Linked DNA regions of Homo sapiens: regions 1 and 3 are each linked to region 2. The links are chromatin loops, found by intact Hi-C in ENCODE. Cell type or tissue: mammary epithelial cell. All regions are shown on one strand. Each heading gives the region's core, and the rest is flanking DNA. Links, peaks and the distances in the headings are about the cores only.

Evidence for each region. Peaks named below come from ENCODE experiments on the same cell type or tissue, not always from the same donor. Only the 100,000 strongest peaks of a DNase experiment are listed, where the experiment ranks them.
Region 1: it touches region 2 in a loop (9-fold over the local background); 5 of 110 quality-filtered maps call a loop at or near these places.
Region 3: a loop joins it to region 2, with 6 times the contacts of the local background. A loop is called at or near these places in 2 of 110 quality-filtered maps.

Annotation. Positions count from the first base shown.
Region 1 is chr13:20,415,310-20,425,463 of GRCh38, reverse strand. The region is part of intron 5 of CRYL1 (crystallin lambda 1); the gene reads left to right. Among named protein-coding and RNA genes, the nearest start is that of MIR4499, 13 kb to the left of the region's middle. RefSeq lists enhancers at 11-250, 261-310, 5,238-6,437, 9,023-9,604, 9,605-10,154. In mammary epithelial cell, for the core only: no CTCF peak of the experiment used is centred there; a DNase peak (open chromatin) is centred at 5,473; H3K4me3 peaks cover 154 bases; H3K27ac peaks cover 1,508 bases.
Region 2 is chr13:20,352,944-20,363,097 of GRCh38, reverse strand. No RefSeq gene overlaps it. Among named protein-coding and RNA genes, the nearest start is that of MIR4499, 76 kb to the left of the region's middle. In mammary epithelial cell, for the core only: CTCF peaks have their summits at 4,245 and 4,457; DNase peaks (open chromatin) are centred at 3,597 and 8,187; H3K27ac peaks cover 917 bases.
Region 3 is chr13:20,298,131-20,308,284 of GRCh38, reverse strand. The region is part of intron 1 of LOC105370102 (a long non-coding RNA gene); the gene reads right to left. Among named protein-coding and RNA genes, the nearest start is that of GJB6, 71 kb to the right of the region's middle. In mammary epithelial cell, for the core only: no CTCF peak of the experiment used is centred there; a DNase peak (open chromatin) is centred at 4,484.

The DNA.
Region 1 (10,154 bases), core at 1,908-9,907, 61 kb before region 2:
CCGGTGAGGCTCTGCCGTTTCACTAATATCATTGTCAACGTGAGCAGGTGCCCTGAGACCCTATAACAGAGCAAGGCAGGCTCACTGACGGTTATTCAGATGTCGACTCTGGAAGAGAATCAGCACAAAGCGGGCACTCCAAGGAGGAGCAGAACTGGGCTCCATCATCGTTTCACAGGCTTTGAGGTCAAGGACAGGAACAGCAGTCTTGTGGCTGGAAGCAGCAGAGCTTGACAAGAGGAAGCCTGTGCGGAGCCACCGCCAACAGGAGACGGGGTCCTGCTGGCAGCTTTTCTGGGGAAGGACGGCGTTGGAAGTGAATTGCTGTGGTTTGCTTCAGACTGTGGTGCACCTGGAATGTGTCCGGGGGAAAATGTTGAGGCTTGAGTAAAATAGCACAGCGCAGACATTGGCAACATCTGTGTGGTCTTGGCACGAAGTCACATAGAGCGATGGGCCCAGTGTGTAGGGAAGTTGGGGGAGCCAGGAAACAGCCAAGTCTGGCCTCCGCACCATGCCTCAGCTGGAGGGGTTCTACATCTTACCTACTTGAAAACTGAACCCTAAGAGTTTAGGATTTTTTTTTAAGACACAACATTTGAAGCATCTGAGTGAATCGCTGATGGGGCTTCCAGAGCTCCGTGTATCTCAGCGCTGCCTTTTCTTCCTGTTGCTCTGAGGCTCACATCACCCCAGAAAGGATGTGTTCTCCCTCTGCCGGCTTTGCCCTGGGCTAGGCCTGTGCGGGCTCTGCAGGGGGTTGGGGGAATCTTTCCCCTGCTTCTCCTACCAGGCTTCTTCTGTGACCGGTTCAGTCTCTGTCTCCTCTGACAGCATCTGTCCAAAGCCCCAGGTGCCGCTTAGAGCTGATCCCTCGGGCACCCCAGGATGCTGTGCCTTTCTTTCCTCTCTCACATGGCCTGGGCCATTGTCCCTTCGCTCAGCTGGCCTCTGTCTTCTGCGCCTTCTGAAGTCTGGGTGGTCAGTGTGTCTGTGGGAGTAAGTGCCTTACCAGAGGGTACTGGAGAGCTCTCTTGGCTCTGACTATTCCAGCTCCTAGTCCCTGGGAGGTTTGCTGAAGACCATCCTAGCTCCACTGTGCCTGTCCTCTTCCTCAGCTCCTTTCCAACAGAGTCCACATGCTGCTTCTCAGTCCAGCCACTCAGCAGCACCTCTGTTGGGACTGCAGGGTCGTTAGAGCGGATACATCACCCACGTTGCTAGGACCAGCCTCCTGGTTAATTGAGACCTGTGTTTTTGTTGGCTTCAAATGCAGAGAGCTCTGTAAGAATGATCTTCTGCCAGAAGCAATGAGAGAGGTGATATTTTTCATCTACAGGGAAGTACTGAAAGATTATTTTGAGGAGCCCTAGAACTATATCAGAGCCCATTCCCGGCCGGGCGTGGTGGCTCACACCTGTAATCCCAGCACTTTCGGAATCCAAGGCAGGGGAATCACGAGGTCAGGAGTTCGAGACCAGTCTGGCCAACAAGGTGAAACCCCGTCTCTATTAAAAATACAGAAATTAGCCAGGTGTGGTGCTGTGCACCTGTAGTCCCAGCTACTTGGGAGGCTGAGGCAGGAGAATCACTTGAACCTGGGAGACAGAGGTTGCAGTGAGCCAAGATCACACCACTGCACTCCAGCCTGGGTGACAGAGCAAGACTCTGTCTCAAAAAAAAAAAAAAAAAAGAACCCACACCCCCACACCCATGAATCAGTGAGTACTCAGTGTCCACCGAGAGAGCCTCCAGTCAAATAGAGAGTAGAGTCTGGCCTTCCTCAACAAAACACTAGCAAACTGGATTCAATAGCACATTAAAATGATCCTATATTTAATAACATAATCAAGGGGAATTCATCACAGGGTGCAGAGATACTTTACCATAGGCAAATCTATAAATGTGATATGTCATGTTAACAGAATACAGGACAACCATATGATCATCTCAACAGATGCAGAAAAAGCACACGACAACATTCAGCATCATTTTATAATAAAACTCTCTTCAAATTAGATATAGAAGAAGTGTTCCTCAACACGATAAAGGTCATACGTGACACACCCACAGCAAATATACTCAATGGTGAAAAGTTGAAGGCTTTTCTTCTAAGATTAGGAACAAGACAAGGGTGCCTACTCTCACCACTTCTATCCAACGTAGTATGGAAGTCCTAGCCATAGCAATTAGGCAAGAGAAAGAAATAAAAGGTATTCAAATTGGAAATGAAGTTAAATTGTCACTGTTTGCTGGCAACATGATCTCATATATAGAAAACCCTAAAATTCTGTTGGAACTGATAAATAAATTCAGTAAAGTTGCAGGATACAAAGTCAACATACAAAGGTCGGTAGCATTTCTATACACTAACAAGGAACTACGTGAAAAAGAAATCAAGAAAACAATTCCATTTACAATAGCTGCCCCCAAAATGCTTAGAAATACATTTAATCAAGAAAGTGAAATATCTGTACACTGACAACTATAATTACACTGATGAAAAAACTGAAGAAGACACAAATAAATGGAAGGACATTCTGTGTTCATGGATTGGAATGATTAATATTGTTAAAATGTCCATACTGCCCAAGGTGATCTACAGATTCAGTGCAATCCCTATCAAACTTCCAGTGGCATTTTTCACAGAGTAGCGTGGCCCTTTGTTTGGAAAGACTGTAGATACCACTCGAGATGGGTTAGGATGCACATGACAAACTGTTGGAATGTGGGGCTCTTCCAAAAGGAGAGCAGGAGTGCAAGACTTTTCCAGAAAGGCTGGTGGCTTTGGCAGAGAAATGGCATCTAAGCATATTTGTAAAGCTTTCTCCTCCTCTATGTTAGAGTCAGAAGCTGCATGCCACCCGTGTGCAGAGCCAAGTCCAGCTCAGCTTTCCCACAGGTTTGCTTACACTTGCTGGGCGACCCCAGCCTGGCTGGAGGTGCAAGGGAGCACGTTTGTACCTTGTAATGATTTCTCTCTAGAGTAGTGCAGATGTTCGCAGGGATAATGTCAACTGCCACAGCAACTGGAATTCTATCTGCAAACTTTTATTTGCTGTGTTGGAATCATTAGTTAATTAGGACTTTTTTTTTTTTTTTTGGAAATGGAATTTCACTCTGTGGCCCAGGTTGGAGTGCAATGGCGTGATCTCGGCTCATGGCAATCTCCATCTCCCAGGTTCAAAGGCTTCTCCTGCCTCAGCCTCCCAAGTGGGTGGGACTACAGGCGCATGCCACCATGCCTGGCTAATTTTTTGTATTTTTAGTAGAGATGGGGTTTCTCCATGTTGGCCAAGCTGGTCTTGAACTCCTGACCTCAAATGATCGGCCTGCCTTGGCCTCCCAAAGTGCTAGGATTACAGGTGTGAGCCACCGCGCCTGGCCTTAATTAGGATTTTTTTTCTAGCAGCAATTTTCCATAAGAAGTAGACTATTTTTATACCATTATTTATTATTTTGTGGGTGGCCATTTTCTGAGTAGTCATATTGGTGAGCAACAAAACCCTATTGAAAAGAGAGATACTGCTGATTTATGAATTTAGAGATACCTGTATCCCCATTAATAAGCAAATAAATAACATCAACCACATACTCATTAAAAATCCCCAAAATGCTGCAAAGCTTCTATGTTAGTATTCTAACTCTAAAAATAAATAAATAAATAAATAAATAAATGAAAATGCTGTTACTATAACACCTTCTAGCAATCATTACCAATAGGTGCTTGAGCAGTGAATATAAATGATGGATTTCAGCTCCCTCAGTTTGAAGTTGGGAAGTTAACAGGCCAGGGGTAAGGGTCCCCAGAAGTAGAGGATGGGGGTAAGGAGCCCCCAAGAGAAAAGGCAAAGAGAAGAGAGGTGGGAGGTGACAAATGACACTGCATCCCTCTTCCCTTGTGGGAGCCAGCCTTTGTGCCTTCCATCAGCTGCAGGTAGAAGCCAGGTGAGAGGCCACTGGAGCCCTATGGGCCATCAAGGCAGGAAGCATCTCTGGGTAAAGATGTGGGGAGTAGGCAGATATGGGGCTTGTGCTCCATGGCTGTTTTTGGAGTCAGGGCTTACACTCTTTGGTTCAAAACTTATTGTAGTAAACTGTATTCCCAGAGGACCCCTCAATTAAAGTATCACTACCCTCATAGAATGGAAGTGAATGTATTCACATTCATACACAATGATGGATTCTTTTTGCTGTTGTATTTGTTGTAAAAGTCGAGGCTTTCCCTTTCTTTCAAACTCTATAATACTGTTGTTTTTCCCCCTAAAAGCATCATTATACACACAGTGTTCTAAGAAAAAGTGCACCAGGGAATTAGCACTGGGGCCTGAAGTACTCTGGAATGTCCCTTTTATTAGGGCAAAGTCTTTCCTCTCTTTCCTTTCCATTTTTTTTTTTGTTTGTTTGTTTCTATTTAAAAGCTCTATTTTAGGCTGGGCGCAGTGGCTCACGCCTGTAATCCCAGGATTTTGGGAGGCCAAGGCGGACGGATCATGAGGTCAGGAGATCGAGACCATCCTGGCTAACACAATGAAATCCTGTTTCTACTAAAAATACAAAAAATTAGCCAGGCGTGGTGGCGGGCCTGTAGTCCCAGCTATTTGGGAGGCTGAGGCAGGAGAATCGCTTGAACCCAGGAGGCGGAGGTCGCAGTGAGTTGCGATCACGCCACTGCACTCCAGCCTGGGCGACAGAGTGAGACTCTGTCTCAAAACACACACACACACACACACACACACACACACACACACACACACACACAACCTCTATTTTAAAGAAAAGTCAAAGGGAAAAACTCCACCTGTGTTTGCTCTACCCTAAGTCAATTGCTTTCATTTTCCTTTGTTCCTGTCTAGTCTCTATTATGAACATGCTACTCAAGTTTTTATTCATTCTTAATGGCTTTATGATATTTCATTTAGCTGGTCTTTTTTTTTTTTCTTTTAAATCCAATCTTTCCCTTACTGCGGGATGTTTTAAGGTCAGGCCTCAGTGAGCCTCTATGCACATATGGTTTCTTCTTCTGGAGTCTTTTCTGGAATAATTCTGGGAGTGGGCTCAGCCTGCGGGAGAGTAACATTTTTATAACTTGATAGATGTAGCTGAGATGCCTCCCAGAGGGGAGACCCGCCTCTCCTCCGGCAGCTGTGCACGTAGGCTTGTTCCCAGCAGCCTGGCCAGGGTGGTCCACCTGGTGTTTCTCATCTTCTTTCCCCGGAGCGCTGACTCCTGCGCGTCCTCTTGGAAGACTCTTGACAGGACGGGTGTTTTATGGGTGTGATTCAGTGTCCTCTTGCATCAGTTCAATGTGGTGGTGTTCAATCAACCCTTGTAGCGTTAGCAAAATTTGCTCAAGTCATTCCGCAGGAATGTCTGTGTCTTGCTTCCAAGAAAGCTTGTAAGTGCCGGCAACAGGCCAAGCAGCTCACAAACCTGACCACAAGCCTGTGAGTAATTGTGGGGCAGCACTTAGCAGTCTTTTATTTTCGACTTATTAAAGTCTCATCTTGGCCTCACCTTCTCCCTGGAAGGTGGCGTGGGTGGGAACCACTGGGTCAGATCTTTTTCACCCTTGCCGTGGAGCCAGTTTCCTGTTGCATGTGGGGGAAGCAACATGTGGTGAAGAGTATAGAAAACGAAAACATGTGGGTACAGTATGTATAAGTGGAGGGAACAAACTCATAATTCCAACTAGTTTCTCATGAGAGACTCATGAATCATTGTGGTAGTTCTCAATATAAACTTAATCTAGGCCGGATGTGGTGGCTCACACCTGTAATCTCAGCACTCTGGGTGGATCACTTGAGGTCAGGAGTTTGAGACCAGTCTGACCAACATGGAGAAACCCCATCGCTACTAAAAATACAAAATTATCCAGATGTGGTGGCTCACACCTGTAATCCCAGCACTTTGGGAGGCTGAGGCGGGTGGATCACTTGAGGTCAGGAGTTTGAGACCAGCCTGACCAACATGGAGAAACTGTGTCTCTACTAAAAATACAAAATTAGCTGGGCGTGGTGACGCATGCCTGTAATCCCAGCTATTTGGAGGCCGAAGCAGGAGAATCGCTTGAACCTGGGAGGCAGAGGTTGCAGTGAGCCGAGATCCTGCCATTGCACTCCAGCCTGGACAACAAGAGCAAAACTCCATTTCAAAATAATAATAATAATAATAAACTTAATCTCTAACTCTGTTACTCCCTGTAGCATTTGCAAGGACCCTAGGGCTGGATGTTTCTCAGAGGGATAGTCTAGTACCCTAGCTCATGCTCGAGTTACTTCTGTGCAAGTGACTGTTCTTGTCTGGGTCTGTCCTTGAACATCTCTGGAGATGAGAAAATCACCGAGATTTAACTTTGTTCCATCCTTTCTTTCACTAGAGATTGAGATGGACGTGCTGGTGTAATCCTTTCTTCTTGGCCGCTGCCCTGGGGTGATCCACACAAGCCCAGTGCTTTCTTCATGTCGCCCTCGTAGGGCTGAAGGTGGCAGAGTACTCTACTTCTCGCTGTTGCGTTTCTTTATTTGACACTCACCTAAGATAAAACCTTTTGTGACTCCTGACTCTTAATTTTTCTCCTGTTTCTCAGTTGACAGTGGACTTATGCCCAAACTCTAGCTGAGGAGTGGAAGAACTTGAATAGAACCTCATCCAAATTCCTGGGTAGCAAGTCTGTGTTCCTGCTGGTGATAGTAGTAGTAAAGTTATTGTAGTGTTTGCACAAGAAAAATGTGAAAATTCAGGACCAAGTTTGGGGGAAAAGTAGAGCAAAACAAAATAGAAGATCAAAAGCTGGGAATTAGTAAAAAAGAAGTGGATGAGGAAGAATGGTATGAAGAAAAATGAGAAAAGCAAATGAAAATGAGGCCATGCAAAAAATACATGAATCAGAAAATTAAATCTAGGAATGGGATGATTATAGAGAAGGAAAGATGGTTCGGTGTAGCTGGTGATCAGTAGAGGAGATAGTCACGGAGGAGGATTTATCCATCAAATATCGTGTGCCTCCACCACACAAGTTTCTCTCCTGCCTTCCTCTTCTTCTGGGACTGTCCGAAGGACCAGAGTAAGTACCACAGCATCTGTTAACCCTTTGCTATTGTTAATTGTTAGATGTGTCTTGCTTCCTCTTCTCCCCATCCCCACCCCACAAACAAACAGAAGTGCTTGATCCAAGATCCCTGAGGGTATCTGTCCCCTGAGAGGGTCAGCTCGGCCAGGCTAGAGCGTCCAGTCACTCAGTCAAACTCAGTCTAGATGTTGCTGGGAAGGTATTTGGTACATAGTTGACTTTAAGTAAATGAGATTATTCTCCATAGTCTGGGTGGGCTAAATCCAGTCCATTGAAAGGCCTTGCAAGCAGAACTGAGATCTCCCTGAGGAAGGAGAAATTCCACCTGCAGACTGTGGGGTAGTTCCTGCCTGGAGTTGCCGGCCTGCCCTCCTGATGGCCTGTCCATGGCTTTCTGACTTGCCAGGCCCACAGTCACATGAGCCAATTCCTTGAAATAAATCTCTTGATGTATGTGTGTATGTGTGTGAATCTTACTGGCTTTGTCTGGTAGAACCCTGAGTGATACATCCCTAAACCTTTCATTCGACTTAACATTTGTTTCATAGCAGTTGGGTACGTTATTAACTATCTTGCATTTTCTCCTACTTCACGGATGTCTTGTGGCTCCTCTCAGCCTGGGCATTTTCTCCTACCAAATCAGGTGCAAAATATGTGCCCCAGCTATGCATGTGTTACTCCACTGTGGAAAAATCTCAGGTTTTAACTAAGGAAGCAGAAGCAAGGAGTTTTTCAATAAAAGGGGTTCCTTAACACTGTCTGGGATCTCTTTGCCCAATGATTTTCAGGACGCGAAACCATGTTTTGAACTAACAGTGATTGTAGTATTCATTGCTTTGTATGATTTTTAAATAATCTTTTCTTTGTATGTGTGACTTGAGAATTTTACCTTAAAATGGAGTAAGTACTGATTGCTAAACTGATCAATGTTAACAGAACCACAGAAGGGCTGGACTCAGGTAGGGTTCCCATCTCCGCACAGCTGTGTTGCCCGTCACCTATTATAAGGAATCGCTTGTCAGTTCCCTGTTTCAACACAAGCACTTGTTTCTGCCTGTCATGCTGCTGCGATTATTTATCAATGACAAATGATTATTTGTCATTGTTATGATAATATTAGGCCACAGATGTCACAAGGCTTTGGGTGGAATTAAGCTCAGTGGCAAAATTAAGCAACCTGAGCTTCAAAACATCCTAAATGGAAAAGCTTTAGTTCAGCACCAAGTGCAGCAGGGAGAAACTCAAACGTTTGCCTTGGGGACATGATATCCTAGTTGTGGAGCTTCTCAACTGAATGCCTTGTGGTCCTTTTCTTTCTCTATATTTAGCTTCTTGGTAAAAACTCAAGCTTTGAGAAATCCATTTCAGAAATTCAAATGGGCAGAAAGAAGCAGTGAGGAAGGGAAAGTATCAAAACGTTTTTCCCTTTCTAACTTGTTCTACTGGTGAATAGTGACTGATGGAAGACCCACAGCCCTCCTCTAGATGAAATCAGGCAGAACTGAGAACATGGGAGTTGGAGGGAATGTGGTTCCTCCCAGGTCATGGGGCAGCATGGAGAACCCTTCTCAGGCGTTAGTTAGGGGCTGTTAGCTCAGATGATACAAACCAAAAAGGACCTACTCTTGAGTGGCTCACCTTTTTTCTATTTTGCAATCCTAAAAATGATTTTTTAAAAATCAGCTCTAAAAATACTAAATACGATTCTAAAAGAGCCAAGCCAAATAACACTGCAAGTATAGGGTGGCTTCCATGTTTGCATACTTCCCAGTTTGAATACTAAAATGAAAACTTGGGGCTGTTTGGAATGTTGGCCTGGAAAGCAAGGGTGAGGGAGCGACTGCAGGCCGCCTGGCTGCCTTTCACAGCATTCCAGAGCCCACGGGGGTGCGAGGGGCCACAGCCCAGGCCTTCCAGCAGCCTGGAGAGAGGGCAGGGAGCCACCCTTCCTGCCTCCAGACCTCCTGCCAGGGAGAGGAGGCGACAATGCCTGTGTTCCACACGGGATTCTTGACGGTTCCGGGAGTTTCTGTGGGCCTTAGGTAGATATCCCCCAGCCCCCGTGATGCCCCGACCCGTTACAGCTTCGCTATTGGGAGTGAAAGGAGGCGACCCTCCTCAGCATTGCAGTGACTTGCACAGACTGATTCACTCTCCTTAGCAGTCAGTGAACATGTGGTAGGGTGATTTAGAACTCGAAGGAAACCTGGTGAGATACCATTTCACCCTACCAGATTAGCGAAACTTTGCAAGGGTGAGGACACCAAGCGTGGCGAGGCTGAGGCGCGACGGGACCTCTTCTACACAATTCTGGAGGCCGGGGCGCCGCAGTGACGGGGAGAAGGATGCTCTGGGCCCCAGCCGCGGCCCGGGCCCTGTGCGCGTGACCCTGGCTGCCCTGCTCACAGGAGCCCCAGACTAGCCAAAGGCTCATGGCCGCAGGGTGGATGACTAAACTCATATCTCTGCATCAAGGAGATGGACACATGACGCAGGTGAATCTGAGAAACAGGATGGTGAGAGACAAGTCACGAAAGAACGCGCGCTCAGTGATTCCACTTACAGGAAGATTAGAAATGGGCCAGCAGCAAACGCTGCAGCTGAGGAATGTGAACACGGGCGGCCAGTCTGAAAAGCGGGAAAGCCGCAATTGCAGGAGTCAGGGTGCGGGCCTCTAGAAGCGGGCGGAGTCTGCGGCAGGCGAGGCCAAGCGTTTGCTTTGTAATTCTCCTGGAAACGTGGACTGTGGCTTGTTCAGCCTCGATATGCTTGTGTCCCGTGTGCGCAAACAAAACGAAACGCAAAGTGGCTCTCTAAAAGGGAGTCGCGGGTCACAGTGAGTGGCCCTGGCCCTCGCCCTCGCCGGTGGTGGCGTGGCTGTGGCCGTCCTGGCTCCTGGGCCAGGCCGCCTGCTCCCGCTTCACCGCCGCGCTCTCTGCAGACGCAGGGCGGTGTCCAAGCCAGCACACGGACCTGAGGCACCTGGCTGTCGCCCGCCGCAGCCGGTTGCGGGGCACGGCGGGGGTTTCGAACCCCTTTTCTCGCTTCTCGGGGGACCCCTGGGGCTGCCCTGGAGGCCCAG
Region 2 (10,154 bases), core at 804-8,803:
CTCTCAAGCACAGGTCAGTCACCTCTGCCTTCAACCTTGAGCACCTTGCATCAGCCTAGAGTGACCATGGCCTACAAGGCGCCCCTCCATGGGACCCCAGCAAACCTTCTCTATCTGCTTCCACTGTGTCCCCTGCCCACCACAGATACCTGTGCTTAATGGCATCTGGCCTGGACAAGCCCTGTGCCGTGCCCACATGCCTGCCCACACCTGCCCACACCTGCCCACGCCTGCCCACGCCTGCCCACGCCTGCCCACACCTGCCCACGCCTGCCCACGCCTTCCCACGCCTGCCCACGCCTGCCCACGCCTGCACACACCTGCCCGTGCCTTTGAGGTGCTTCTTTGCATGCACCTGCTCCAGACCCCACTCAAATACGCACTCCCGCTTCTCCCAGGCAGAATTCATTTCCTCCTCCACCCCGCCCTGCAGCACCTTGTTCCTACCCCCTCCCCGCATAGTACTATTGCCAGGCGCCTTGCAGAATTGTTCACTGTTCAGGGGTGGCTGCCTCTAGCCTCAGGCTGTTAGCTGCCCAAGTCAAGGACCCTGTCTTCAAATCTCTGCAAAATGCATTACATGAAACAGGTCCGTGGAAGCAGGGAAGTGAGTTGCTTCTGCCGCTCTAGTAGCAGAGCCCAATCAAGGCCAGGAAGTTGAGGACAAATTTTACCTTAGTTTTAAAAAGCTCACTTTTTTCCTGTTTTTGTTTGTTTGCTTGCTTTTAAAACCGCAGCGTTCCATAATGGGGGAATTGACCTCACCTCCCCAAATACTATCTGTGTGTAAGGGTTTGAGCAGCACCTGCCAGCCCATTTGTCCTGGATATTACAGATGGAGTCCCTTTAACTCTGGTCTCTAACACCACAATGGCCCAGCGCTCTGTGTGGCCCCACAGCTGGAGGTGAGGGAGCAACTGTCGAGGGGAACCCTCAAAAGGCTCTTTGCTCTGTGAGCTAAGCCAGGGGTTCCCAGTCTTTGGTATGCACTTACAAATCCCTGGGGAGCTTTAAAAAAAAAAACAACCCGGGGCAGGCCAGGTGTGGTGCCTCACGTCTGTAATCCCAGCACTTTGGGAGGCTGAGGTGGGCGGATCACAAGGTCAGGAGATTGAGACCATCCTGGCTAACCTGGTGAAACCCCGTCTCTACTAAAAATACAAAAAATTAGCCGGGCATGGTGGCGTGTGCCTATAGTCCTAGGTACTCAAGAGGCTGAGGTAGGAGAATTGCTTGAACCAGGAGGCAGAGGTTGCAGTGAGCTGAGATCATGCCACTGCACTCCAGCCTGGGCAACAGAGCTGCCTAATTATTCTAAAAAAAACAAAAAACAGAAGAAGAAGAAAAAAAAACCCTATGTCACACTAAGGATGGGGTGGTAGCCAGGCAGCAGTATTTTCTAAGAGCCCTGGAGGTGAATCTTTATGCAGAAAAGGTCGACGATCAGTGGGGCCTTAGCCTGATGGCAGAACTTTACTGAGGCTGCCGGTATGAAATTAGAAGTGTGAACAACTGGACCTGGATCCTGCTCCCTTATTAGGAACCGGCATATTGCAGAGGTCAGATGGAGTGCAGAGGGCCCTGGCATCTGTCTGAATGGACAAGCAGGCCTGGGTGCACTTTGGTCAGCGGAAAGAGGAAGTTTGAGGGCTCAGTGTGGTGAGGGGAGACCACTGTGAAGACAGACCACTCTGTGGGATGAAGGGCACAGAATGTCATCACCACGGGTGTCTGTCCTGGTGTGTCCCACCTAAGTCATTCAGGTTCCTTCTCTGTGCATTGGGATTTTCCTGCTGTTACTGGGAAAACATTGAGCTGCTCAGCATAGTATAATTCCAATCTCTGCCTCTCAGGGGTAATTAAGAGAATCAGTGGAAAGTAAGCCAATGATTTATTTTCAAGGAATGTGCCAGGAACCAAGGATTCCAAAATTAATAATTAATCATTGCTGCCCTTGAGATTCTCTGAGATTGGTAGGGGAGAAAGAACATGTAAATAAAAAGTAATACAATGTGATAATGCCATTGGGGAAATTAGTATGTTCTATGCTCAAGCCCTGGCAAAAATAAGTGCTAGTTTCCTAACGGCCTCCTGAGATGAACCAGGACCATGCCGCACACTTTACACTTGCATTATTTACTTCACGCTCAGCACACTTTGGGCATTCCACAATCCAGGGAGTTGCAGTTCAAAGGTTATATGACTTGCTAAAATCTTCGGGTTAAGAAGAGGCCAAGGTGGGCTTTGAATGAGCTCCATCTGCCTCCTGAACATAAGGGTTCATCTGCTGCTCTCTTGCTTCCTCCAGCAACGTCCCTGAGCTGAGAGGGAGCATATGAGTTCATGGAAGTTACAAGAAGGGAGGTGAGCCTTAGATTAATAAGAGTCCTGGGAGAAGGATAAGGGTGGGGATCATGTTTGTGTCGTTTACTGCTGAATCCCAGTGTGTGGCGCATAGTAGGCACTCTGCTGGGCAGTTGGATGAGGAAATGGGAAGGAGTGGATCTGAAGGAATCTACAGGAGCTGAACATAGCCAGGAGGTACCCGAGAACCGCATGCAGCTCCATGCAGGTGGGGGTTTGTGTTCAGGGGATACTGGGCTCAGATGCAGCTGGAGCAGCAGGTAAAGGCCACATCATTCCTGGCTTGTGTGGGCCCCAGAGTGTGCCCATGTTACTGAGCAATCAGTGGGCTCACTGCCCAATGTGCACAGAGGCCAATACCATGACACCGGCTTTTGAGAAAAGAAAACCTTTTTTGCTGGTAGTCTGGCAAGGAGACAGAAAAAAAAAAACACTCAAATCTGCCTCCCCAAGCTAGCGGCTGGCCTGGATTTTATAAGCCTAGGGTAATGAGGTGTGGTCTGATTGGATCTTGCAATGAGGTGCTGCAGGGAGGTGTGATCTGATTGGATCCTGCCATGGAGTGATGCCAAACTCAGTCTGATTGGCTCCTGGATCCTGGATCCTGCCATGTATGCTCTGCTTCTTAATTCAGCCCCTGCTCCTCAGTCTGAGCACTCAGGTTCTGCCCATGGTTGCATGCTTGGTCCGTTTGGGCATGCTCAGCTTACATGACCTACGACTTGGGGTCCATGGCAACTGAAAGCAACTCACAACTTCCTTTCATAAAAGTTGAACCTGACTGGTCTGGTGCAGTCACACCAGCTCTATCCCACTGATGACAAGACTCCAACATTGGGGTTAGAGCAGAGAGGTCATATTAACTAGCATTTTCAATAGGGCACCCTGATGTCTGGATGAACTTCAGGGCAACAAAATAGGGGGAAGGTGAGCAGTTGAAGACACCTGGACACTGGGCCTGACCAAGGTGGGGTGGTGGGGATGGCACAGGACGATGCAGAATGTGAGTTAGTGATGGCAGGGGCTATGTCTTGCTCATTGATAAGTCCCTGACCCATAGATGGTGATCGGTAATGGTGCACAGCCCTGTGACTCAGAGTACAGACGAGCTTGGGCAGTGCCTCCACACATGGGAGATGCGGGGATGGGCGCATAGGCATGCTCCACTCATGGAGAAAGAAGGTGGCCCAGCAATTCCACCCCCAAGCAAACCCAATGGAAGGGAAAACAGACATCCATATAAAGACATGTACACAAGTGCTCACAACAGCATGATTCATAGTAGCCAAAAAGTGGAGTGACTCATTGTCCATAAGCCAGCAGGCAGATAAACTAAATGTGGTCTATCCATACAGTGCAATACTATTCAGCCTTAGAAAGGATGTGGTGGCTCACGTCTGTAATCCCAGCACTTTGGGAGGCCGAAGCGGGCAGATCACTTGAGGTCAGGAGTTTGAGACCAGCCTGGCCAGCATGGTGAAACTCCATCTCTACTAAAAATACAAAAAAATTAGCCAGGCATAGTGGCACATACCTGTAGTCCCAGCTACCTGGGAGGCTGAGGCAGGAGAATGGCTTGAACCTGGGAGGCAGAGGTTGCAGTGAGCCAAAATCGTGCCATTGCACTTCAGCCTGCACGACAGAGCAAGACTGTGAAAAAAAAAAAAGAAAGGATGGAAGCATGGGTGCATGCTCCAACATGATGAATCTCATAAAATCATGCTAAGTGACAGATGTCAGTCATGAAAGGACATATAGTGTATGATTCCATGTATATGAAATGTCCATGACTGCTAAATCCATAGAGACAAAATAGATCAGCAGTTGTCAGAGGCTGTGGGGAGAGAAGAATGATGTGTGCAAAGTTTCTTTTTGGAGTGATAAAAATGTCCTGAAATTAGGGGTGATGGGTGATGGTTGCACAATTCCGTGAATACACTGAAAACCCTGGGTTGTACACTTTAAAAGAGTGAGTTTCATGGTAAGTGATGCATATCTCAATAAAGCCGTTATTTTAAAAAATGAAGGTGGAAGAGTTTGCTTATGGTCAAAATCATATGAAGTGATTCTCTTTGATGGCAGCTAGGGGCATGTGTTCTCAGCACGCACTCAAGGCTTGTTCTCCAGTAGCCTTTAATAACTGAGGGCAGGCAGGTGGTCACTCTCAGCCTCCACTGTTGGCCACTCTCTTGTGGGCAGAGAGTGTGTCACAGGAGTGGGACAGGGCACAGTTCGGGGGAGGGTCCCAGTGGCAAACTTTATTTGTCCCGGAATCCCCCCTACAGTTGGGGAAACACCAGGTACCCTATGAGTCCATGTCCCCTGGGCTGCTTTGTTGTAATGTAACATAAAGGCTGATGAGTGACTTCAAGCAAATGTGGAACCCGCAATTCTCTGAACTGCTCTCTCCCCATCTGTGAAGCCAGAGATCCTGTAACATGCTCCTTTGGCTCCTGCCAAGCACCCAGGATGCCGGTTCTGTCTTGGAGCTGACAGTGACTCAAGAGTGGGTGTCAGCCAGGTGTGGGAGAAGGAGAGGTGCGAGTGGGGAGGATGAGAAGGGGGAGGTAGCGAGGGGTAAGGGGTGCGAGGGGAAGGAATGCAGATTGCATCAGCCCCCCAGCACCATCCAGCAGAGTGATTCGGGTTCACTGGCCCCCCTTGGGCGGAAGCAATCCTTCACGGAGGGCCAGGGCTCTCCCCACTCTCCTTGGAGACTGAAGCCACAGTGTGAGCTCCCGGGTGTAACTGGGGCTTATGGATTCTCCATCTGCCATCTCTGCCATGTCAGGAAAGTAGTCACTGGGGATCTCTGGCCGTGTCAGCTGGGCCCGAGCCTGCTGCTCACCCCAGCACTGCCTGAATAGGACCCAGGCAGGCCTTGGAATTGGCGCCGGGAGCGCATTCCCACGGGGAAAAAGACGTTCTGTCCTGGTTTTGGCTGGGCAGCGTGCATCATCCCTTTGAGTCTCGGCAGGGAGGGAGCGAGAACACACTGAGGCCCAAGAATCATCCAGGTATCTATAGAGAGCACAAACACTGAAACAGACACTGAGCTCCATTGTCCGCGCAGAAAAATTCTCACAGCCTCCCCGCGGTTAACTTACTCTTCTTCATGCAGCCTCTTCTGTTGAAAACATTAAACGTACACTCGGGTCTCAAAACAACTGTGAGAATGGAAAGTTTATAGTCACATCTTTTTTCCCTTGCTGATCTTTAGTGTCCACTATGACCCCACAACCAAATCTGGTCATTTTCACCACCTAGAGGCATAGAAAACTTCTCTGTCCATTACAGTTTTCATGATAAACAGGAGTCGGAGGAGACGGGAGGGTAGGGCCCCCTGCAGATCACCTCTTGGGGATGACCAGAAGCCAAACCCAATACCATGTGTAGTGGGTCAGTATAGCAAATAAAGTCCCCTGCAAGGTCCTTCAGGAACATGTCTGCCAAGGCCTTTCAGGGCCACTGTCCTCCCAGCCACACCCACTTAGGCTGGGATCTTCTTCCTCCCTCCCTGCAGCCAGGTGTCTGGAGAGGGTGTGGTTACCCCCTAAACTTGAGCCTTAGACCACAGCTAGTTATACAATTCTTTGAGCATATGTTCTGTAAGAAAGACTTGCCTAGGCTGTGGGTCAACATAAACTTTATTATTTTATTTTATTTTTTTGAGGCAGAGTCTGGCTCTTTTTCCCAGGCTGGAGTGCAGTGGTGTAATTATAGCTCACTACAGCCTCAAACTCCTGGGCTCAAGCAGTCCTCCAGCCTCAGCCTCCTGAGTAGCTGAGACTACAGGCATGTGCCACCAGACCTGGCTAATTAAAAATAAAAGAAAAAAGTTTTGTAGACACTATGTTGCCCAGGCTAGTCTTGAACTCCTGACCTCAAGTGATCCTCACACCTCAGCCTCCCAAAGTGCTGGGATTATAGTCATAAGCCATCGTACCTGGCCCTGATGTGAACTTTAATAAAACTCCAGCACCATGGAACACCCCCCTTCTTGGGTATTAATGGGGGATCGCAGCCCGGAGCCTGACTATGATGGATGTGAGGACCGGAGGCATTTCAGGGAAGGCACACAGCGCGGGGCTGGAGCAGCTCTGGAATGTAGCCAGCTGACAGCCAAGGGCTCCTGGAAATGACTTCCAGGTGCTGTTTATACTGATGCAGTAGTGATAGCAATACGATAAGAAGTGGATTATATGAAGTTCAAAGACTAATCCAAATTCATACTTCAAGACTAATAATATTTATAAAAACAAGAAAATGAATAATGAAGCTAGTTTTGATCCTTTGAGAGCATCTGTTAAAATTAAATGTACTGTTTGGAGGCAGGGAAGGAGGGATCTAGGCCACAGGGCACAGGAGATTGTCCAGCCAGTGAAACCATTCTGTGTGATGTTGTTAAGGTGGATGCAAGACATTATGCGTTTGTCAAAGCTCCTAGTACGTACAACATTAAGAGTGACCCGCCTGCAAACCATGGCTGTTAGTTGATAATAAGGCATCCATATTGGTTCATTAACTTTAGCAGAGGTACCATACTAATTAATGTGAGATGTTAATCACAGGGGAAACGGGAAGGCTGGGGCACAAGAGAGCTCTCTGTACTTTCTGCTCAAATGGTTCTATCATCTATCTATCTATCTGTCTGTCTGTCTATCTATCTATCTATCTATCTATCTCTAATAATTTAAAAAAAGCACTTTGGCCATTTGTTACCTCTGTAGCAATCTAATTTTTTAAGAATGATTGGCTATGTAGAGTGGAATTTTTCATAAGCAGTGGTGCTGGGAAAAGAGAACTGACGCCCACCATTTGGGCAAACTTGGAGCCCCAGTGTTTTATGAGAGTTTTGCTTTGGAGGTGATCATGGGTACTCATATACGACATGAGAATTGGGCTGTGTTTCCCATACATTTACAAATGCCAGCCAATTCCCCTCAGGTGTTCGTGTGAGTGTGCTTGGCAGACCTCCTGTGTTAGATGAGATATGAGTGAAAAAGCACAAATCTTGGGTCCTACCTGAAACTTACCAAAGTGAAGCTAGAGCACAGAAGTCTGCATGTTTAATCAACACCACAGGTAGCTGGCATGCAGGTTGATGTCTAAGAACCACTGAAGTATTATTCCCAGCATATAGCCCCAGTGTTTGCATGTGGTAGATGCTCAATACAGAAATGAATTTATGGAAGAGGCATGGAACCCCAGGCCATTGCACAGGATTCTTAGAAGTGGTTGGGCAACATGAGATTTTCTCATGATCTAAAATTACCTATAGTTTAAGCAAGCAGGTAAGTAGAAAGGTCATGTGTGCTTTATTAAGAACCCATGGGGAAACACACAAAATGATCTAGAACCTTATAATCTGGCTAAATTCATTAGAGGAATCAGGGAAAAATAGTGCTGGGTCACGTCCCCAGCAGTCACTTTTTAAGGAGAATACAGCCCAAGGGCTTAGCTCTCTCCAGAGTGAGATGAGGTTTCGGTTGCAAATCTGAAGTTTTCTCCAATGCTCCAAACCAAGGTAGATTTAGGGACGCTGGAATAATATGCCGGCTGTAAGGTTTCTAAAGATTCTGGGAGCAACCACTGTGATGAAATTTTCATAGAAGAATAACATGAGCTCTACAACAAAGAGCTCAAAGAAGAGTCTAATAACAAGGGAGTGTTGACCACAATTCACTATTTACAACTTAGTTCAGCTGTGCTGGCTTGCCTATTTACTCAACAACTGTTTATTGAGAACCGACTTTGTTTTAGGCATTAAGGGTAAACCTGGGAAAAACAAGACAGACAAGGTGTCTGTTCTCATGGAGCTTATAAGAGGGAGACAGGAAACAAACCACAAAATGAGTTTGATACCTTTGGATGGTAATACCTACTGTGAAGAAAATGAAACATGAATCATGTGGAAAGATGGTCAGGGCAGGCCTCACTGGGAAGGTGATATTTGACGTGAGACCTGAATGACACAAACAGCCATCCCGCTGAAGGTCTAGGGCAAAGGTGTCAGCAAGTGCAAAGGCCCTGGGCATATTCTAGAAATAGAAGAGTTGATATGATGAGAACATAGAGAGGCAGGGAGAGAAGGAGTCTGGTAAAGTGAGGAGTTAGGATTGTGTTTCAAGGGTAACGTAAGCCATTAGAGGTTGTAAGCAGGGGAGTAACACACTCAGATTTAATTTTTTCAGGAACATTCTGCTAACTCTTCAGTTGTGGGGTGAGTTCACAAGTGTTATTTTATTATTATGCTTTGCAAACTATAAAATATAATGTATGTAATGTTAATAATATAGAATATTTTATAATTTAAAAGATCCTCTATCTTCTGTGTAGGGAATAGTTTATAGAGGTATAAGAGAGATGATATCTGCAGGAAAGGTCAGGTAGAGAAACTACGGAGGGCTTGGACTTGGATGGTAGCAATGGGGATGGAGAGAAACAGACAGGTTCACAAGGCATTTTGTAGATAAAATCATAGGACTTGCTGATGAGCTAGATGTGGAGAAATAATGAAAAAATGAGAAGAACCAAAGATGACTCATTTTTGGCTTGAGCAACCTAGTGGATGGTGAAAGTATTTACTGAGATGAGGAAGACTGAGGTAGAAGTAAATTAAGGATCATATTTGGAGGAAAAAAATAAGACTTCTTATTTTGACCATGTCAAGTCTGAGATCCCTATTATTCTTTCAAATAATAGGGTGCTGTGAAGTAGGAACCCGGATATAGAAGTCCTTACTCTTGGATGATATTTAAACTGAATGTGCAATACCAGGTTGACAATTATTTTCTCTCAGTTCATTGAAGCTATTTTTCTATAGCCTTCTGGCTTCTCTTGTTGCTTTTTAAGAAGTCAGTATAACTGTAATTTCTTTGTAGATTGTGCACATTTTTTCTGTGGCTGCTTTTTTTTTTTTTTTTTTTTTTTTTGAGATGGAGTTTAGCTCTTGTTGCCCAGGCTGGAGTGCAGTGGTGCGATCTCTGCTCACTGCTACCTCCACTTTCTGGTTTCAAGTGATTCTCCCGCCTCAGCCTCCCGAGTAGCTGGGATTACAGGTGCACACCACCACGTCCGGCTAATTTTTGTATTTTTAATAGAGATGGGGTTTCATCATGTTGGCCAGGCTGGTCTCAAACTCTTGACCTCATGACCTACCCACCTCAGCCTCCCAACGTGCTGGGATTACAGGGGTGTGCCACTGTGCAAGGCCCTATGGCTGCTTTTATGATCATGTGTGTCTCTTTGGTGTTCTGCAGTTTCACTGTGATGTGTCCAGTGTGGATTTATTTATTTTTATCCTACTTCAGACTTGTGACCTTGGAATCTGAGAATTTACATCTTTCCTCGCTTTTAGAAAATTCTCGTTTACTTGCTCTTTAAATATTCTTCTTTTCTGTTTTCTCCTTCTCAACATATGTGGGACCTTCTTATTCTACCCTCCATGTTTCTTAACCCCTCTTTCCTAATTTTTCTTCTTTTTATCTCTCAGTGCTAATTTTGAAGTAATTTCCTTTTATTTATCTTCCAGTTCAAAATTGGCTCTTCAACTGTACTAATCCATTGTTTAAATTCATTAAAGAGTTTTTCATCTTAATAATTATGTTTTTAATTTCTAGAAGTCCTAGTTGAGTATTTTTCAAATCTACTCTTTTTATTGGAGGTAGAGATTTAGTAATTTGTTTCAGTTTTATTTCCTTTCATTATACTCTTAATCATTTAAAATACATTTATTTTGAAGTCTTCTAGACTCTCAGGCCAAGAAAGCTTTGTCATCTTCCTTTGTG
Region 3 (10,154 bases), core at 715-8,714, 55 kb after region 2:
GGGAAGGAGGCAAGCAAGGTGCAATCTCATGGGTTCCACACCCCTCCAGCGAATGTTTTTATCTTAGATGTTAAATTTTCCAGTTCTATCTTTCCTTAAACTTTTCCATATTTTTTTAAAGTTTTTGTTTGCTTATTCCAACATGTAATCATCTTGAGGTCTGTTTCTATTGACTGCTGTTTTTCTTGATTATGGGTCACAGTTTCCTACTTTATCACAAGTCTGGTAATTTTATATCATATGTTAAGTGTTGTGGATGCTATTTTGTAGGGAACATGTATTATGCCATCTTTTATTAATGGGTATTGAGGATTTTCCTGGCAGCATATCTTTTTGATTCTGCCAGGTGTGGTTTTATTCTTTGTTAGGTTGGGTCTATTTTGGCTCTGAACTTAATCATAGGGTGTTTCCATTGCTCTGGGATGTAGTCTTTCTCCTAAGGAATGACCTTTCTGGGGTCTCAACTGAAAACACAGGTCAGTAAGGCGTCTCCACTTAGGCTGGAGCAGATCTCCAAACATCTGCCAACACTGCACAGCCTCTCGTATCATTGCTCATGGCTCATCTGCAGAGTAAGCCATCTTTGCTAGGCCTATGGAATCTCATCCTGCACAGACCGGCCATCAGCCAGGAAACAGTGAATCTCCACATAGACTCCTGAGCAGCCACTCCCCATTATTTTAGCTCCCTGTTCTTTAGCACCTGCCCACACATTCCAGCTGCCTCACCCACCCCAAGCTCCAGTTTCTGCCTGTTCAGCTCAGTGAGACCACCATTCACTTGGACTCCACTCTCTGATGCTGTGGCAGAAAAGTCCCTCCACATAGAAAGCCAAGGCTCTGAGGGCCGCCTCGCATGTCCCTGTTTCTCAAGGTCACAGTTCTGCGGTTTCTCCTGTTTTATAATTGCCTTTGGCAGGACGGCTGGTCCTCCACCAGTGATCCCGCCATGGCCAGAAATGAAAGCATAATTTCCCATCTTTAAAATGTTGTACTTGGAAGAAAATGCTTCTGGGAGCTGGGAAAATTTTTTACCAACCAATGCAAAGCTTTGTAGTGCAAGAGGTAGTTAGCTGTTTGGAAATGGAAACCTCAAATGTCTCTGGTTTCTTACCTCTATTGATCATGATGATTGTCACAAACATAATTTATACTGAGACATTATATTCTTTGCAGTACATTCTTGAAATTGCACAAACGAACTTTTCAATGTGGAAAAATTCAAATACATATATACAGACGTGGAGAATAATGACCTCCCATGTTTCCATCAATTTGCTTTAACAACTATCAACTTATGAACAATCTCATATGCTTGGTGCCCCCAGCGCCTCTCCCTAGATGGCTCTGAGGCAAGTCCCAAACAACAGACTATTTTATCCATACATATTTCTAAAGACACAGACTCCCTCTTTTAAATAAAAGCACAATGTAATCTCACCTTAATATTTCCTCAGCATCACTAAATATCCAGTGAGTGTTCACATTTCCCTAATTGTGCTATAATTTTTAACCCTTTATTTATTTGAACGAGGTTCTTATAAGGCCCCTGTCCTGTGATTTGCTAATAAGCCTCTCATGTCTCTTTGAATCTATAGTTTCCTGCCAATGTGTTTCCTTGTTTTTCCTTCTAACTTTCAGAGCTTCCCATAGTCTGTGCTTTGCTGATCACTTCCCCAGTTGTAGACCTGTGGTGTCACTTAACACGTTCCTCTGTTATCTGTATTTCCTGTAAACTGGTATAGATCAAGATGCCTAACTGGGATCAGGCTCACATATTTGGCAGGGTTATTTCACAGGTGGTGTTGGTTCTTTTGTTGGCCTAGGGTTCCCCAGTTCCCTACTCCCCACCACCCGCAACTTTCTTTCCATGTCCTGACCAAAAATCACAGAACGTCTTGACAGCTCTATGACCCTCTTAGCTGCAGGTTTTCCCCTGCAGGCTTGAACCCAAACTGGGCCCTTGAACATTTGCAGGCACCAAATAAGATATCTGCGTTGTTGTCCAAAGTACTGAGAGAAACTGGCCCTGGCCCTGAGCCAAATTCCCTAAACCCTCACATAAACTCCATGCCCTGGCCCTCCCTAGGTAGAATGCTTCTTCCCTCTCGCTGTCCTTCACAAGGATACGTTGTAGCCTACTCTGTGAGTTCCCCTAATAAATGCTGTGGACTGATCACCCTGGCGTCTAGTGCTTCTTTCTTTGGAATCCCAACCAACTCCACCTTAGGATGGTTTGGGGCTCTCCCTTGTAGGAACTCCCCTGCCAGCACTTTTGGGGTGACTCCAGCCACAGGTTTGGCAGGATGAAACAGCTGGGCACATATGTCTGAGTTTTCTCTTTATGTAGGAGAGGCAGGATAGGCGTTTGACTCTTTCCCTTTATTTATGAGTTTTCAAAATAATGAATTGGCCCCCTAGTGTCTCCCAAAGGTAATCAATGATCTTCCAGTATCACTAGGAACTCATAGATCAGACCCATTTGGTATGTTTCTATCTGTTGCAGTCAGCACCTTTTTGATACTCACGTTGTGCCATCCTTGACCAGTGGGGGTCTCAGAAGTTGACTCCTGAGTCCTAACACAGCCCTAGCTGTCTCTAATGACTTCCTTGCTTTCTGGTGTGACAAGATGTTGAGGGTCCTTCTTGCACATGTCCTGCCCCAGGCTGGGACTCAGCCATTTCTCTGGGAAGCCCTGTTTCATTTTGCTGGGAAATGCTATTTAGAGCCCACTCTCCAAGCACCAAGACACCTTGTTTCTACTGGATGGATCATCATTTTTAGGGTAGATCTAGATTTTTTTTTTTTTTAGGATAAAATGAATCATGAGTTCATCCTGGTGCTTTCTGTTTTCATTCAGGGTGGTGGCTTTTCTTACTGAACCTCATTGATCTTACCTCTCTCCATACAAAAATCCTGGTTCTTAACAACCAAAGTGATTACTTCTTTGCTTTGTCTCACATCACACAACAATCTCAGAATGACAATACCAACATTAGCATAAACAATATCATTACTGAAAACACAAGTTTTCTTGGTTGTTTTTTGAAGTTCATGTTACCCTTCATGTAAATCCCATAGTCAAATTACTGTGGTTTAATGTTGCTTTAGATGGTTCTGATGTGGGGTTCTGTCACCATCTGAATACTCAGATGCATTTGTTTCTTTTTCTTTTCCATTTTTAGGGATTGATTTTAACGTTTAAAATTTGTTTTATAATTAAGTAAAGTATTTATATGGTTCCACAGTCCAGTCTACAAAAGGAGGCACATTCAAAGAAATACAGCTTCTGCCTGGTCCTCTCCACTTCATAGTATCTTAGAGATCACTCCATAACAACCTGTAATATACATGGATGTGTGCATATGTGTTTGTGTGAATGGGTGCTTTTGTATACATTTAAGTTCATAGCTCTCCTAAAGAATATGAGCAGAACATCTGAATCTTGGTGTGAATTGCTTCCTATGCATTGTATTCAAGTTCTATTATTTACCATTTGAAGAAATGAATAAATTTCTTAGATTCTGTGCAATTAAAAATTGTGTAATTTGGTTGAATATAATACTTCATTGCATAATAGAGAGATTTAGATGGAATGAGAACAGACAGACCTTTCTATCCCTTACTTTTGTATCCCTCCATTTCCTGATCTGTAAAGTCAGGAAGTTAGATTCTTCCATGTCACACATTCTCATGGGACCCTGTCCTTGTCTTTTAGCTCATCTTTCATAACTGTAATTAAAATGACTAATTTCTTTTTCTTTCTTTCTTTTTTTTTTTTTAAGATGGAGTCTTGCTCTGTCGCCCAGGCTGGAGTACAGTGGCATGATCTGGGCTCACTGCAACCTCCACCTCCCAGGCTCAAGTGATTCTCCTGCCTCAGCCTCCTGAGTAGCTGGGATTACAGATGCCCACCACCTCACCCGGCTAATTTTTTATTTTTAGTAGAGATGGGGTTTGGTCATGTTGGCCAGGCTGGTCTTGAACTCCTGACCACAGATGATCCGCCTGCCTCAGCCTCCCAAAGTGGTGGGATAACAGGTGTGAGCCACCGCATCCGGCCTAAATGACTACTTTCATGAAATCTGTCTTACCTGCTAGATGGTGAGCATTAGGAAGTGAGGAACATGTCTATCATATTCTGCACTGTATATATAGTGCCTAGCACAGTACCTGGCATGTGTAGATTAAAAATGGTTGTTGAGTAAATGAATGAACAAACATGGTTCTAAAATTTTGGATGAGAGGCATTTAAAATATGTAGTTGTCTATGTAGCTATTAGTAAACTCATCAGTTAAGAAAGTTTTTTTTTAATGAGGCAACATGCCTATGCCTGAAGGACACTTAAACACGCACATTCCATTTTATATTTCTTGCTAGAAATCTGCATTCCTGTGGTGACAGTAAACTGTGTTGGCTGCCACCCGCTGTGTGTGCTCTCCCCTGTAACTGAGGCAGGACAGACTGCCCGGGGCCAGCGAAAACACTGCAGGCAAATGACTACTATGGGCCAAATTGCTTCCGAGGATTACTTAACAATATGTGCAGAAGCCTCATGATAGTGAACTGCTCATTCCAAAATGTATACAAGGACGTTCTCTGCCATAAAGCTCATCAGAAGAACTAGAAAAAGCAACCTAATGTTAGAAATCACATTGTTGGGTAGGTCCCAGCAAGATCTCCCGGACTGCAGCAGCACCGAAAACAAACCACCCACTTGCAGTGTGTCCTCTCAAAAGCCTTGAGGATCAATATTCTCTACTATCACTACCCATCTTAAAGGATGACTTTTAATTTTCTTCTCAGGAGCATCCAGTCCCCTGATAATGATAGGATTCTTCTTTAAAAGGGACATTTCCGTTTGACACATCAAATATAAACAGAATCCAAAATAAAATATGGGGTGAGAAGACAAAAAACAACCAAACTTGACAAGCAGGAGAGCCCCACATTTTGTGCTTGAGAATAATTATAGCCTGGCTGAAGCCTTGAGGAGGGTCTATTTCTTAACCACACTGGAAACACCCTTCTCTTGTGTTTCTTGAACATTAATACACCCAGCAAGAGGTGACGGGTGCTAAAGGCACAATACCCTGATTTGGAAATCCTGCTGTTGTTTTAAGGGGACAGCTTGGTGAGCAGAAAGAACATGGGCTTGGGAGCCAGGCATATCTGAGTTCACCTGGCTCCACCCTGCAGTGGAGACTTAAACAGTGAATCCAACCCCGCTGAGCCTCAGTCTCTTCGTCTATAAAATGGGCGTGACACCACCTACTCTGCATGGTTATTTTGAGGCTTGGAGTGTAAGGTGCCTGGAACAATGTCTGGCACATACTTGGCACTCAAAATAACACCCCTGGGATTTCATGCTATCTCTGAGATCATGACCTTTTTAGCCTATTTTAATACTGGGTTAGATTAGGGGGGTGAACCAAAAGAGGGGTGACTACTCCCCACTACCTTCTCTCTAATGAGGAGCGGGCAGCCTGTATCATACACGCTAAAGGTAACGCACAAGACCGTTTTCAATGGCGCAGTTCTCCCTTTGGTAGAATGGGGTGCCAGAAAGGACTCTGGGGTTTGGCTTTCTGTTCCCACTGGTTCCATGACTTTGGAAGTATCATTTAGCCTCTCTCAAGCCTCATTTCTCCACCTATAAATAGATATAATACTATCTACCCCGCCTGTGCCACAGTGGTGTTAAAAGCACAGGGGAGTTGATGTGGACATCACGCTCTGCACCCTTCAGGGTGGCACACGAAGGACAGTCAGTATCCATCTGTCCATCTCTCCTGCCTTCCCTCCTGGCAACTGTGCCGTCAGCCTCTGGCAAGCCGTCCTCAACGAAGTATTAAGCAGTCTTGAGCGTGTTAGTGGATGCCTCCCTGGGGTGAGCGCATGTGACCAGGCCCAGGAGGAGCCCTCCCGGGTCCTTCCTGTCCTGGGAGCTGGGGTCACCTCTAGGCCTCCACGCTTTCCTCTGCTCTTCCAATGCACCATTCACTGTTCTAGGGATGTCTCAACAAACAGAAAAGACAAAACCCTGCCCTTTTGGAATGCATATCCTGGTGGGAGAGGTCAGAGAAAAAGCAAGTGGGTGAAATCCACAGTACACCCACGGCGCTAAGTGCTGTGCAGAGGCGGGAAGCAGGAGACAGGATGGAGGGGCCGGAGGGCTCAGGGGAAGGGTGGGAGTCAGGTAAGGCCCCGAGACCCTAGGGCGCGACAGAGGTGAAGGGATGAGTGAGGAACGGCTGGGGAAAGGTCTCGGCAGCGGGGAAGCGCGGAAGCCCAGGAGAAGTGCAGCGGGAGGCCGAGTGAGGCCGGGTCAGCGGCGGGCAGGCCACCAGAGGGTCTGCGGTCCTACCCCCGGAGACAGAAGGCCCTTTGCAGCGTCTGAGCGGATAAAGGGACGATGTGTGGGTGAGGGCGCCAGTGCGAGGCCAAGAGGCCCGCGGGAGGCTGTTCCGGGGAGAGGCGGGTGGCCCCCAGCGAGCGGCGAGCGGCGCCTGGTTCCGGGCTGTTCTGAGCGCGGAGCCCATGGGACCCGCGGAGGGGCTGCTGGTGGAGCAGGAGAGAAAGAGAAAAGCCAAGACCGGCTGAGAAAACCAGCCCCTGCCCTGCACCCCACCGCATTCACGGCGATTCAGGCAGATTCGCCGGGAGCGCGCCTGCTGCCGTTCCAGAGGGCAAGACCCAGGGCGTGGGGCCTGGTGGTAAACACCCTCCACCAGAGCCCGATCCAGGCCTCCAACATCACCAAGCGCGGTTTCTGGGAAGCGCTGCGCAGCCGGCGCAATCGGACCAGCCCCCGCGGGATGAGCCCTGGGCCTGCTCCCGTGAATGCTTCCCGGGGAAACACACCAGGCCGCCCTGAAACCTGGCTGGACCCCCGCCTCCTCCGCTAACTCTAGGCTCCCAAGGGCGCCAAGGAAGAGTTCCTTCACCTTTTTTCACCAATGCAAACCCAGAGTCTGCAGCAGTTCAATGGACATTTCTCCAAAAGAAACAACTTCATTAAACGGGATATTTCACTATGCAAAGGGGAATGTGATCTCAACCCCACTCTTACAACTCCCAGCAACCTCCAGGCTCACTGTATTTGTTTGATAGGTAGGAAGAGCTGAAACAGCATCTAGTCACGTATGTGTACAATGCTTAGACTAAATAAATTCTCCTGAGACTGTCTAGCTGATGATCCAATTTATACGTAGTGAAAATTGAGCTTATACTGAGCTGAGCATCAGAGGATTTCGGTTTTGGTATCTTAATTGTCTAATAATTAATGTCCGTTATATTAATCATAGCAAGAGTTTAGGTATTAAGCTATTAAATAACAGTGAAGAGGAAGGAAGATTATGCCCACTATACATACATCTACAATATAGTTTTTTGGTAAATACTAGGGTTTACATCAAAAAAAGGAATGAGCTGTAATCAAAGTCATTTCACTTCTTTGTTGACTACTAGGCTCAGATAGCTTTTCTATGACATTTATTCTGTCACTCTTAATTCTTTACACTTTATTTTGAAAACAAAAGATCAATCACATAACAAGAAGGGGTGAATAGCCACACCCTGCGGCAATGCCACAGTCACTCTATTTTATCAAATCACTGATAAATTCCTGTTTCGCCTGACTTATTAGTATCATCAGCTTTCCTTCTTAATGATATTAAAGAAATAGTGGACATATGGCAGATTAAACATAACTTCTTTTAATCTCTGCTTTTCCCCAAGCCTCATTAAAATGATCATAAATTATTTTTTAAAGTGTGTAAATCCCCAAGGATAGAGACCAGGTGAAGAGGCAACAGCAGATGACAAGAGTGCAACGAAATGTGGAAAGTGGAAACGGGTGCTGGTGGTGGCCACCTCAGCAGGGCGGCAGAAATCGCACCTTCACTGCCTGCAGGTGAGTTCCTCCCGTGCCTGCTGCAGAGTCGCTGTGGGGACAGGGCCTCGAAGGCAGAGGGATGGAGTGAGCTGAGAGGGGCCCCCCTGGAGGGCCATACGCGGAGCAGCGGTGTCCCCCTAGCCAGGAAACTGCCCTCCCCTTCTGAAGGGAATGGTAGCTGGTTCTCCAGTGAGGTTGAACCTGAAAGGCTCTGGACTCAGGGACACCAGGAACTGCTGAAGACAGGGAGCAGCCATCCTGAAAACAAGGGCTTCCGTGACTGTGTAGGTGCTGACCAGGGAAAAGTCTAGCCCTCCTATGAGACTTCCGCCAGTCACCCCGCTGTAGAGACACCAGCCAAAGCCCTGCCACGCACAGAGACTCCAAGCAACATTTTACTATGTGACTTCTCAGTATTAACAGTCAACTGCATTCTCCAAGAATGCTCTTAAAGGAAAAGATAAAACAAACTGAAAAAAATAAATCAGAGGAAAAAAACAATTCAGGAAGCAAGAAAATAAAATATCCCCAAACCTTCCACTATAATTAATATCCTCAAAGATGGGTATCATTTTCATGAACTAAGAAAGAAATGTTATGAAAATAGAACATTTAGAAAACAAGATAAGCTCTGAGAAGTTAAAAGTATGAGAGCAGAAATGTACAAAATAAATAGAGGCATGACATCACAGTCAAGGAAGACTCGGGCACCGAAAGAAAAAGTCCCTCCACTGAAACAGCCATAGCTGCCAAAGACTGTTGGTATCAGCTTTTGGGGGACTCTGGAATCTAATCTGAAATTTGTAGCAACCAAGGCACTGAAAAATGAAGAAAAGGCAGCTGGATTTCAATAAAACAGCAATGTGGCCCGTTCCCCTACCTGACTACGGTCCCATCCCCTAGTGGTAGTGGCTTTGGGGATGGTGGCCACATTCCTGGTGCAGCTTGCTGGTGCCAGGGACTAATACAGTCTGGTGGATCTGGAGTGTAGGGGGGAAGTCTACAAAGCAGGATGTGAAGGCCACAGTAAAGTCACAGGTGGCCTGGCTAGCACCGAAGGAGTGCCCTACTCTGAATCAAGCGGCAAAATCCGAGAAGGACGTTTTCCGCCTCTCTTTTGGCTTCAGGCATTTAAGGAAATCTCTCTCTCTGTTTAGATAGGATGATAAGATAAGAATGATCTCCCAGAAAGCAGAACAAAAAAGATAAATGAGCTCTGAGATATAGGAGAAAAAATATTTTTAAAAATCGAATAAGAAATCCAGGAAGTCCAAAATTAGAGTTCTAGGTAGAGCAGACTTAAGGAAAAAATGGAGGTAAGAAAAATTTCCCAATAAATAAAAACAGACTGACTGACACCATGAAAAATTGTGTTGAAACTTTAGAACATCATCATTCCAGAGAAGATCCTAAATGCTTTCAGCAAGGACAAATGAGGTCAGACACAAAGGACATGGAGTTGAAATAGCACTGGAAGAAGTCACGTCTGCCTAGGATGTAGAAAGCAGCACTGGTGTCTTCCCTACTGTAAAGATGAGAAAATAAACGTTTCTTGAGCCCCTAAGAGAACTAAGTTCATAAGGCAACCAAGTAAACTGGATTTCAAAGAGGCATCAGCCCCTCCAACGAGAGATGGACACACAAACCTTTGGTGGAGCAGAGGACAAAGAGAGAGATTGTTGCCGATTGGGTAAGAAGAAATTGGCTAAAATTTTAACACGTTTTTAAAGGCCAAGTGGGGGCAAGCACATGCAGTGCCTGTGGTGCAAGGAGAGTCTGTGCTTACTGGTGAGCTCATTTCCATGGGCTCCACAGTGAATCCTTACAAACACCCAGACCACAGGAAGAGGGCAGGAGCACAGAGGCTGCGGCAAGGCTGAGGAGCAGGTACCCCCTCCCACTTCCTTGGATGCTTCCCTGCTGAGACGTAAAAGCTACTGGTGCAGGGACTGTAGACCCTCTTGCCTGTTGCTTCTGGGGAAAGAGTAGAGGCCAGACCCATCTGCTTCAAGGAGAGAGGTGAGACAGCCCCTCCCAGGATGCAGACAAAGGGCTGGGTCACTGCTGGGGGATGGTGGAAGCAAAAACCCTATACCACTGGGGGACCGGGAGAACATATTTGGGGTTCAGGATCCTACATTTACAACAGGAAGAGGTCTGCAGGTGATGGAGGTGGGGGAGAAAACTCCCACCCAAATCCAAATGCAGATACAAGCAGCATGGTGGCCAAGGGGAGAAGGCGAAGGAATGCTTAAC